Linked DNA regions of Homo sapiens: all the other regions are linked to region 1. The links are chromatin contacts, found by Hi-C or POLR2A ChIA-PET in ENCODE. All regions are on one chromosome and are shown on one strand. The core of a region is the stretch at or near the end of the contact, and the rest is flanking DNA. Distances in the headings are between cores, read along the strand shown. Region 1 has its middle 83 kb from the start of ZNF648. Region 2 overlaps LINC01344 (long intergenic non-protein coding RNA 1344). Region 3 overlaps LINC01344 (long intergenic non-protein coding RNA 1344).

Region 1 (2,529 bases), core at 20-2,519:
TCTCCAAATGGAAGCACAAGCTCTCCCGAAGGATCCCACACCCCACAGAGTGATCTCTAGGGTTGCCCATAGCAACAGCTGGTACCATGGAAAAAAGCCTTCCTTTCATCCGTCAGAGCTGGGCAGTAGGACCCTCTCCCAGGACCCCAGGAACAAGGTCTTTTTCTAGCTCTGCTATGGAAACTTGGGTGACACACATCACCTCTTGGAGCCTCAGTTTCCTCATTTACCAAATGAGGCTGATGTGAAGTCATTTTAGAGTCCCACTGAGGACCACTACTGTGATTTTCCTTCACCAACATGAGATACATGTGGCTGGTTTCAGGCTCTTTCCTGAAGCAGATCTTAGTACTGGGGAGGATGGACGGTGATGTCGCCACTGAGAGTGATGAGAGAGAGCAGACCCACCACCAGCTGCCCTCCTGATCCTTGGAAGGCCAGTCTCACATCTCAACATTCCCAGCCACCTTGTTACCAACGCTTGTGGAAAATTTGATTTGGACAGAAGGGACTCCAGCCCCTTTTAAGTATACATATGCACATGCTTTAATTATTAACTGCTTAATGTTGTCATTGAAAATATTTATTTTAATACTACTCTAAAAGAGTGAACATTTTTCACGTATTGACCCACAGCTGATTTCTTATCTGCTGTTACCAAGAACAAGAAAGGAGAGAATAAAGCTGAGGAAGGTGGCAGGCTCGATAAATGTTAGATTGAACTGTTCTTTTTCAGTGCATGCCCTGCCCTTATCACTGATATTGCCATTTTCTACTTTCTTTTTTTTTTTTTTAAAGTGTATTTTGAAGGCAAATAAGAAAAGAGAGCTATGGTGTAGTCTGGAAAACCAGGGTGTTTACCGTTTAGAGGAACCAGAAGTTCATAAGGGCCTGGCTGGACTAAGAAATGACAGCTCAGCACAGGGAAGGGGGGAAAAAAACCAACAGCAGCAGCAGCAGCAATGCAAGAACAAAACATTTTAAGAGATCTGGCCAGAACTGGTCTGTACAAATCCCCAGCTTGGCCTTCCTCCTCCACTCCCCCTGGCTCCCAGGCCTGTTTCCCGGAGTAGTAGCAGCCTTGCCTCCCCTTAAGAAACCTGCCCACAACTCACACTCCCTACATGCCAGTCATGCACACTCGTGTGTGTCACACCCTCTGCTCATCCCCCCACCCACTGAAGTCAGACCATGTGTGAGGGAGGATGAGAAGCCGGGGAAGAGGAAGACAGCTCAGCTGGCTGGCCCTGGCCCCTGAAGAAAACAAGCAGAGGCAGGGAGGGAAACATACTGTTCCCTGCAATCTGATCACCTCCGTGCAAGCCTCTGGGCTACACACCCAGGCCCAGGCCCAGAGGCCACGCTAATGAGACCAGGCAGGAAAAGTGAGCTGGTGACTGTTCCTGGGCAGATTAGAAACACATTGTGGAGAAGTGGGGGCACGGTGAGGGTGTGCAGGGCAGTGTGGTTGAGGCTGGGTGTGGGGCTGGGGCATGCGGGCCCAGAAAGGAGCAGAAGAAGGACTGCTGTCTTTCTGAGCTCTGATTCCAGCTCCTGGGGTGGCCCCCTGGCAGCTGCTGAGGCCTCACAGTGAGAAATCTGGAACAACAAAGGCTCTGGGACAAAAGACTCTCTGGCCAGAGGGGCTGCTGCTTTACAGGGGCCAAAAGCTTCACTTCTGAGGGGCACGTGGGTCCACCAGTGTGGGAGGCTGCAGGCTGAGAGGCAAATGGGGTTTATTGAGGAAAGGGAACAGATGTTTATTGGGCATTTGCTGGGTGCCCCCATTAAGCTAGGCTCTTTTTATGTATTTCACTGTGTTTGAGATCACTGTGAAATCCTCACTGCATCGGAAAATGGGAAGCAAATAGCTTTTTTCTTTTTATTAGGTCAGTGACACCTAGAGTTCGCCCAATATCACATCAGTGCCATTTGTTTGAAAAGTTAACCAGAGGCCAGCTGGGATTTTTGTCACTAGGAAAACAATGTAGCATGCGCTTCTTTAGCTTCCAGTCCAGGCAAGGACCTTCGGGGGTGTGAGGATGGAAGTATGTCTTCATGCTTTCTCCTGTGAGCCGCCAACCCACAGAACTGCTGGACCCTCAGCCCTTCAAATCCATCCTCCGGGAAGGTGCCTCTCAAACCTGCAGGGCCACCGCTGAAGTTCTCCCACGGACTCTACTCTAGCGCCCTCTGGTGGCCACCACTGCCAAGCCTGGTTGACTTGACTGGGAATTTCTGGTTAATAGCAGCTACGTTAATATCACTTAGCCCAGCTTTGTGAAGGTTCACTTGTGCTTTTACTTCACCTCTGATTTCTGCGTTATCATTACTCTTTCCATGTTTCCACAGCCTTTGTCAGTTCTCTGCTGCTTCATCTACGTTATTTTCATGGGGACCTGTGTTATTTTCATGGGAACCCCAAAATCAGGGAGATGTTTTCTTACCAAGATCTTTGTTTTGTACTATATTGCCAGTGGACCAACTTCGTTTTATTGGAATTTTTTTTTTTATTTTCTGGAGGATCTT
Region 2 (2,529 bases), core at 9-2,508, 120 kb before region 1:
TACACAGGCCAGGGACCTTGTCAGGTAACGTCGACCACCCTGCTCCTTGTGCAAGCTGCCATCTTTTTTAAAAAAAATCTGTCATCAGTGAGTACAGAAAAATAAAATGTCAGCACTTCATATGGGTATATGACTGGGGATGGGGCAGGGGAGATTCACTTATGGATTAATAAAGATAGTGAACAAAGAAAGGGGACAGAGATTATTCTATGGTAATAAAGTAATTTATATCTGTTTTGCTATAAAATAACTATTTTTCTCTAAATCTAATGTTAATGTCAGCCAAAATCACCTCTATTCATTTATTCAATCATCAAGGGATATTTATAATCTCTTGAGTGTCAGTTTGGTACCAAGCACTTTTCTGGGCACTGGGATACATTATTGAACATGACAAGCTTCTCAGCCCTTCAGGACAGTTTGGAACATCTGGCTGTGGTGACCACAGTCTGTCAATGTTCCCTACTGTGCTGAACCTGGTGATTTCCTCTTGAGTATAAGACAATACCACTCAATGAACTGGACAGAGACTTCATGAAAGAGGACCCAGGTGAATGCAGGGAAAGAACTGGGATGTTGGTTTTGACTGGTGCAAACTTCTGCCATTTTAGTGTACAACTGAAAGGGCTGCACATTCCTTTGGCTAATTCCACAATGACACGACCTCTTCCTCTTCCAACCCGCTGTGAATCCTCTTTGCAAATTTTACACGGGCTTACATGTTAATTTTTCAAACCATCACCCCTTTCTTCTATTCCCTTTCCTCCAAAACAAATCCACAAAAACAAAGGAAAAAAAGCTCTAAAACAAGAAAGTGGAGGGTATATTTCCTTTTCATTATTTTGCCTTTTCATGCCCTTCACATCTGGCCTCTGCCACAACTGGTAGCAGAAATGCTAACCTATCATGAGAAAGGCTTTTCTGGGGGAGTGTGCCCCTGGCAGCAGCGACAGCAGTGGCAGGAAGTACAGGAAACCTCATGAGATGGCCTGTTCTTGAACACTTGCCAGCCTGCTTCTGCAGACTCATGAGGTTAAGAGAAACATGCAAGCTATCAGGGAGGTTATTGGGACAGAGCCCCAGTTGTCGATTGTTTGAGGTTCACTCATAACTGGCAAAATGACCACAGGGCACAACCACAAGAGTTCCAGTCATAGCCTGTGGCCCTGGTGCTACGTGTTGAGATGCTTCTGATGTTAAGCCCCCAGGAAGGCTTCTGGTTTGAAGCACCCAGGAAGCCCAGCAGTTAATGTTGGCAACAAAAGGCAGTTAAGTGAGGCTGGCTCTGCTAGTGCTGTGACACGTGGGCTCATGGTAAGACACTGTAACTGAAGCCTTGCAAGGTCATGTGAGAGGGGAGGGAGGCATGATAACCCCTCCCTGTTTTTATGAGGCAAGAAGGTGGCTGATTCTGAGGGAAAAGGGAAGAAGTCTGGGTCATAGACCAGAGTTAACCTCCGTGGAAGACTCAGGATGGGTCCCTGTGATTACTGTTTTGCATTTCTGGACAATTTAACTAACTGGTCACACGTGAATATAAGCTCTGAGATAAAGACACTGGGCCCAAGTCACCAAACTTCCAAAAGTTTCATCACTTATTATTTTTATTTTTATTATATTTTTGAGATGGAGTCTCACTCTGTTGCCCAGGCTGAAGTACAGTGGTCACGATCTTGGCTCACTGCAACCTCCACCTCCTGGGTTCAAGCAATTCTGCTGCCTCAGCCTCCTGAATAGCTGGGATTACAGGCTAATTTTTGTATTTTTAGGAGAGATGGGGTTTCACTATGTTGGCCAGGCTGGCCTTGAACTCCTGACCTCGGGTGATCCACCTGCATTGGCCCAAAGTGCTGGGATTACCGGTGTAGTCCCAAAGTGTTGGGATTACAGGCATGAGCCACCATGTCCAACATTCATCACTTATTTTTTTTATATTTATTAATTTATTTATTTTGAGATGGTGTCTAGCTCTGTCTCCCAGGCTGGAGTGCAGTGGCACGATCTCGGCTCACTGCAACTTCCGCCTCCCAGGTTCAAGAGATTCCCTGCCTAAGCCTCCCAAGTAGCTGGGATTACAGGCGGCCGCCACCATGCCCAGCTAATTTTTATATTTTTAGTAGAGACAGAGTTTCACTGTGTTGGCCAGGCTGGTCTCGAACTCCTGACCTCATGATCAGCCTGCCTCAGCCTCCCAAAGTGCTGGGATTACAAGCGTGAGCCACTGTGCCCGGCCTCATCACTTATTATTAAGAAATGGAAAGACAGAAAGAGAGGGAAGGAAGAAACGAAAGAAGAAGGGGAAGAAGGAAGGAGAGGAGGGAGGGAGGGAGAGAAGGAAGGAAGGAAGGAAGGAAGGAAGGAAGGAAGGAAGGAAGGAAGGAAAAGAAAGAAATAGAGAAAGAAAAGAAAAGAAAGAGAAAGAAATAAAGAGAAAGAAAGAAAAGAGGAAGGAAGAAAGAAAAAGGGAAGGGAAGGAAGGAAGAAAAAGGGAAGGGGTGGGAAGGGAAGGGGAAGGAAGGAAAAAGAAAG
Region 3 (2,529 bases), core at 17-2,516, 86 kb before region 1:
AACTGAGGAATCAAGCAGAGTGGGACAACTCATTGTTCCTTAATCTCTTAATGCTACTATTTGGGTAGAGAGGAACTCTTGTCTTAATCCCCGATACATCAGTGTAGTTTGAAGCACTCGCAATCCAGTGACGAAGAAGATGGGCACAGTTCCTGCTGCCTTGGATGCTTCAGTCTGAGAGGTCGATGGTACCGTGCCTGCTTTCTTCTTTAGGATGAATGTTTCATGGGAAGCTTATCTAGATTATTCACTCTCCTCCTACTCCCCTACCTGTATCCTCCACCCACGCTCCCAATTTACAAAAAAAATTTTTTTAACTGAATTTTTATTTTAGATAATTGCCAATTAATGTGCAGATGTAAGAAATATTATAGAGAGATCCTTTGTATCACTTATCCAGTTTCCTCCCGTGGTAACATCTTGCAAAATTATAGAATAATATCACAACCAGGATATTGACATTGGCACAGTCAAGATACAGAACAGGCCAGGCACAGTGGCTCATGCCTGTAATCCTGGCACTTTGGGAGGCTGAGGTGGGAGGATGGCTTGAGCCCAGGAGGTCGAGGCTGCAGTGAGCCATGATTGCACCACTGCACCCAGGCTGGGTGACACGGCAAGACTTCGTTTCAAAAAAAAAAAAAAGAAAGAAGAAAAGATACAGAACATTTCCATCACTACAAAGATACCTCATATTGCCCTTTTATACCCACCTCCACCTCCCCTCTCACCACTCCATCCCTGATCCCTGGCAACCACTAATTTGTTTTCTATTTCTATAATTTTGTCATTTCAGGAATATTGCATTAGCAGAATCATACATCACGTGATGTTTTGGAATTGATTTTTTTTTTTTTACTCTGCATAATTTCCCAATTCTCTGGAGATTCATTGAAGTTGTTCTGTTTCTCGCTGAATAGTATTCCCTGGTATGGATATACATGTGTTCTTCCTTAATTTGGATACCATACTTGTATGAATACAGCTAAAGACTGCAAAGACCCTTTGGCAGGCCCTGTCCTTGATTCCTTGTTTTTCTGTGAGTTAATATTCCCAGGTTCTTTTCAGGTGAATACTGACATTTACATAAATATGCATCAAATTTTGTCTTGCTAGCTTCAGCCTGCCAGATACTTCTGCCACTTGAGTCTGTCACTTAACACATTAGGCACCTCTCCCAGTTTTGTGTCATCTGTGAGTGATAACATGCACTCTCAGAACAAATTTGATATGCAAGTATTGAAGAGGACAGGACACAGGCACAACTCGCCTTCAGTCTAGCATAGTACACTTAAGCCTCTTTGGGCTTAGCTGCTTAGTGAGTTAGGAAGCCACCTGTGTTCCCACATCTTGCCCATGAGACTACTGTGAGAGCTTGGGAAAAATGTTTTGCTCAGATCCAGCTATGCTACATTACCTGTTTGGTAATTCCATCAAAAAAGAAAATAGAGGCTTGATGGCAATTGCTCTTAATGATCTCCAGCTGGTTTCTAGCATTGTGGTGCCTGTTTGTAATATTACACCATCTGCCTCAAGCACTTAGCCTGGCCTTTTTCTTAGACTTCCTGCTCTGAACACAACCGAAACAATTATCTTTGTTGTCCTTAGGATTTTTACAAATCTCAGCTTTTTCTGAAACCGTTATTTGGAGGTCTTTGTTGTATCTCTTGTGCTTTCTTTTAAAATCCGAGTGCCCTGGACAGCCAAATTGTTAATTTCTCCATATTATTTTCTGCATGTACACACACACATACACACAAAGAAGATTGAATTATTTATGTTTATATTAACAAAACATTAATTTTTACAATCTTCTAAGCCCCTTGAGATATCTTATCTTTTGGAGTTATTGGCCACAGGATCATTCATTTTTGGTTTATTTTTTATGAAATCCACTTTTCTAAAGTTGAATATGTGACTAGTACTTCCTGGAATTCTCTTTCTTAACTACTAGGCTGGTGCAAAAAAAACCCCGCAATTACTTTTGCATCAACCTAATATATGGTCTTTAAAACAGCATGGCTACCCTTCACCGCTCTCAAGATGCCTAGTTAAGAAGTGAGCGTTGGAGTCAGATAAATCTAGGTTGGGCTTTTGGGTTCTTTATCACTAGCTATGTAACCTCTTTAACCCTCGGTTTCCTCATCTGTAAAATGTGGATAGTTTCATAGAATTGGGAGGATTAAAAAAGGTAATTCTCTGCACATAGTGAGTACTCAATAAATGTTAGCTTTTATAATTATTTAAAGTATTTATTACTGTGATCAAACATGTTAAGTGCTCAATAAGTGTAAGCTATTGTTATTTTATTTATTTTTATTTATTTATTTTGAGACTTGAGTCTCGCTCTATTCCCCAGGCTGGAGTGCACTGCCGTGATCTTGGCTCACTACAATCTTGGCCTCTCAGGCTCAAGTGATCTTCCCACCTCAGGCTCCTGAGTAGCTGGGACCACAGGCATATGCCACCATACCTGGCTAATTTTGGTAATTTTAGAAGAGATGGGGTTTCACCATGTTACCCAGGCTG

Evidence for each region. A loop is a pair of places that touch in the nucleus more often than their neighbours do. ChIA-PET counts read pairs that join two places held with the same protein, here RNA polymerase II (POLR2A). Pooled maps may share reads with other maps.
Region 2: a map of K562 shows a loop between it and region 1 (10-fold over the local background). The contact joins two enhancer-like sites. A Hi-C loop is called at or near these places in 7 of 168 maps with a recorded cell type or tissue (Caco-2, HepG2, K562 and 3 more), 15 of 37 single-sample maps with no recorded cell type and 13 of 50 pooled maps. POLR2A ChIA-PET finds 5 or more read pairs at or near these places in 5 of 52 experiments (CD4-positive, alpha-beta T cell, MCF 10A, activated CD8-positive, alpha-beta memory T cell and 1 more).
Region 3: a loop to region 1 is called in a pooled map, with 2.3 times the contacts of the local background. The contact joins two enhancer-like sites. A Hi-C loop is called at or near these places in 4 of 168 maps with a recorded cell type or tissue (Caco-2, HepG2, PC-9 and 1 more), 6 of 37 single-sample maps with no recorded cell type and 11 of 50 pooled maps. POLR2A ChIA-PET finds 5 or more read pairs at or near these places in 4 of 52 experiments (MCF 10A, activated CD8-positive, alpha-beta memory T cell and activated naive CD4-positive, alpha-beta T cell).

The regions. Positions count from the first base shown.
Region 1 is chr1:182,143,016-182,145,544 of GRCh38, reverse strand. No RefSeq gene overlaps it. Among named protein-coding and RNA genes, the nearest start is that of ZNF648, 83 kb to the right of the region's middle. RefSeq lists enhancers at 650-1,317, 1,318-1,986 and a silencer at 1,995-2,171. Within about 2 kb of position 1,269, at least 28 of the 41 ENCODE cell types and tissues checked have a DNase peak (open chromatin) inside an H3K27ac peak, as active enhancers do.
Region 2 is chr1:182,258,125-182,260,653 of GRCh38, reverse strand. All of the region lies in intron 2 of LINC01344 (long intergenic non-protein coding RNA 1344), which reads left to right. Among named protein-coding and RNA genes, the nearest start is that of LINC01344, 55 kb to the left of the region's middle. Within about 2 kb of position 1,258, at least 23 of the 41 ENCODE cell types and tissues checked have a DNase peak (open chromatin) inside an H3K27ac peak, as active enhancers do.
Region 3 is chr1:182,229,088-182,231,616 of GRCh38, reverse strand. All of the region lies in intron 2 of LINC01344 (long intergenic non-protein coding RNA 1344), which reads left to right. Among named protein-coding and RNA genes, the nearest start is that of LINC01344, 84 kb to the left of the region's middle. RefSeq lists an enhancer at 1,157-1,729. Within about 2 kb of position 1,266, at least 2 of the 41 ENCODE cell types and tissues checked have a DNase peak (open chromatin) inside an H3K27ac peak, as active enhancers do.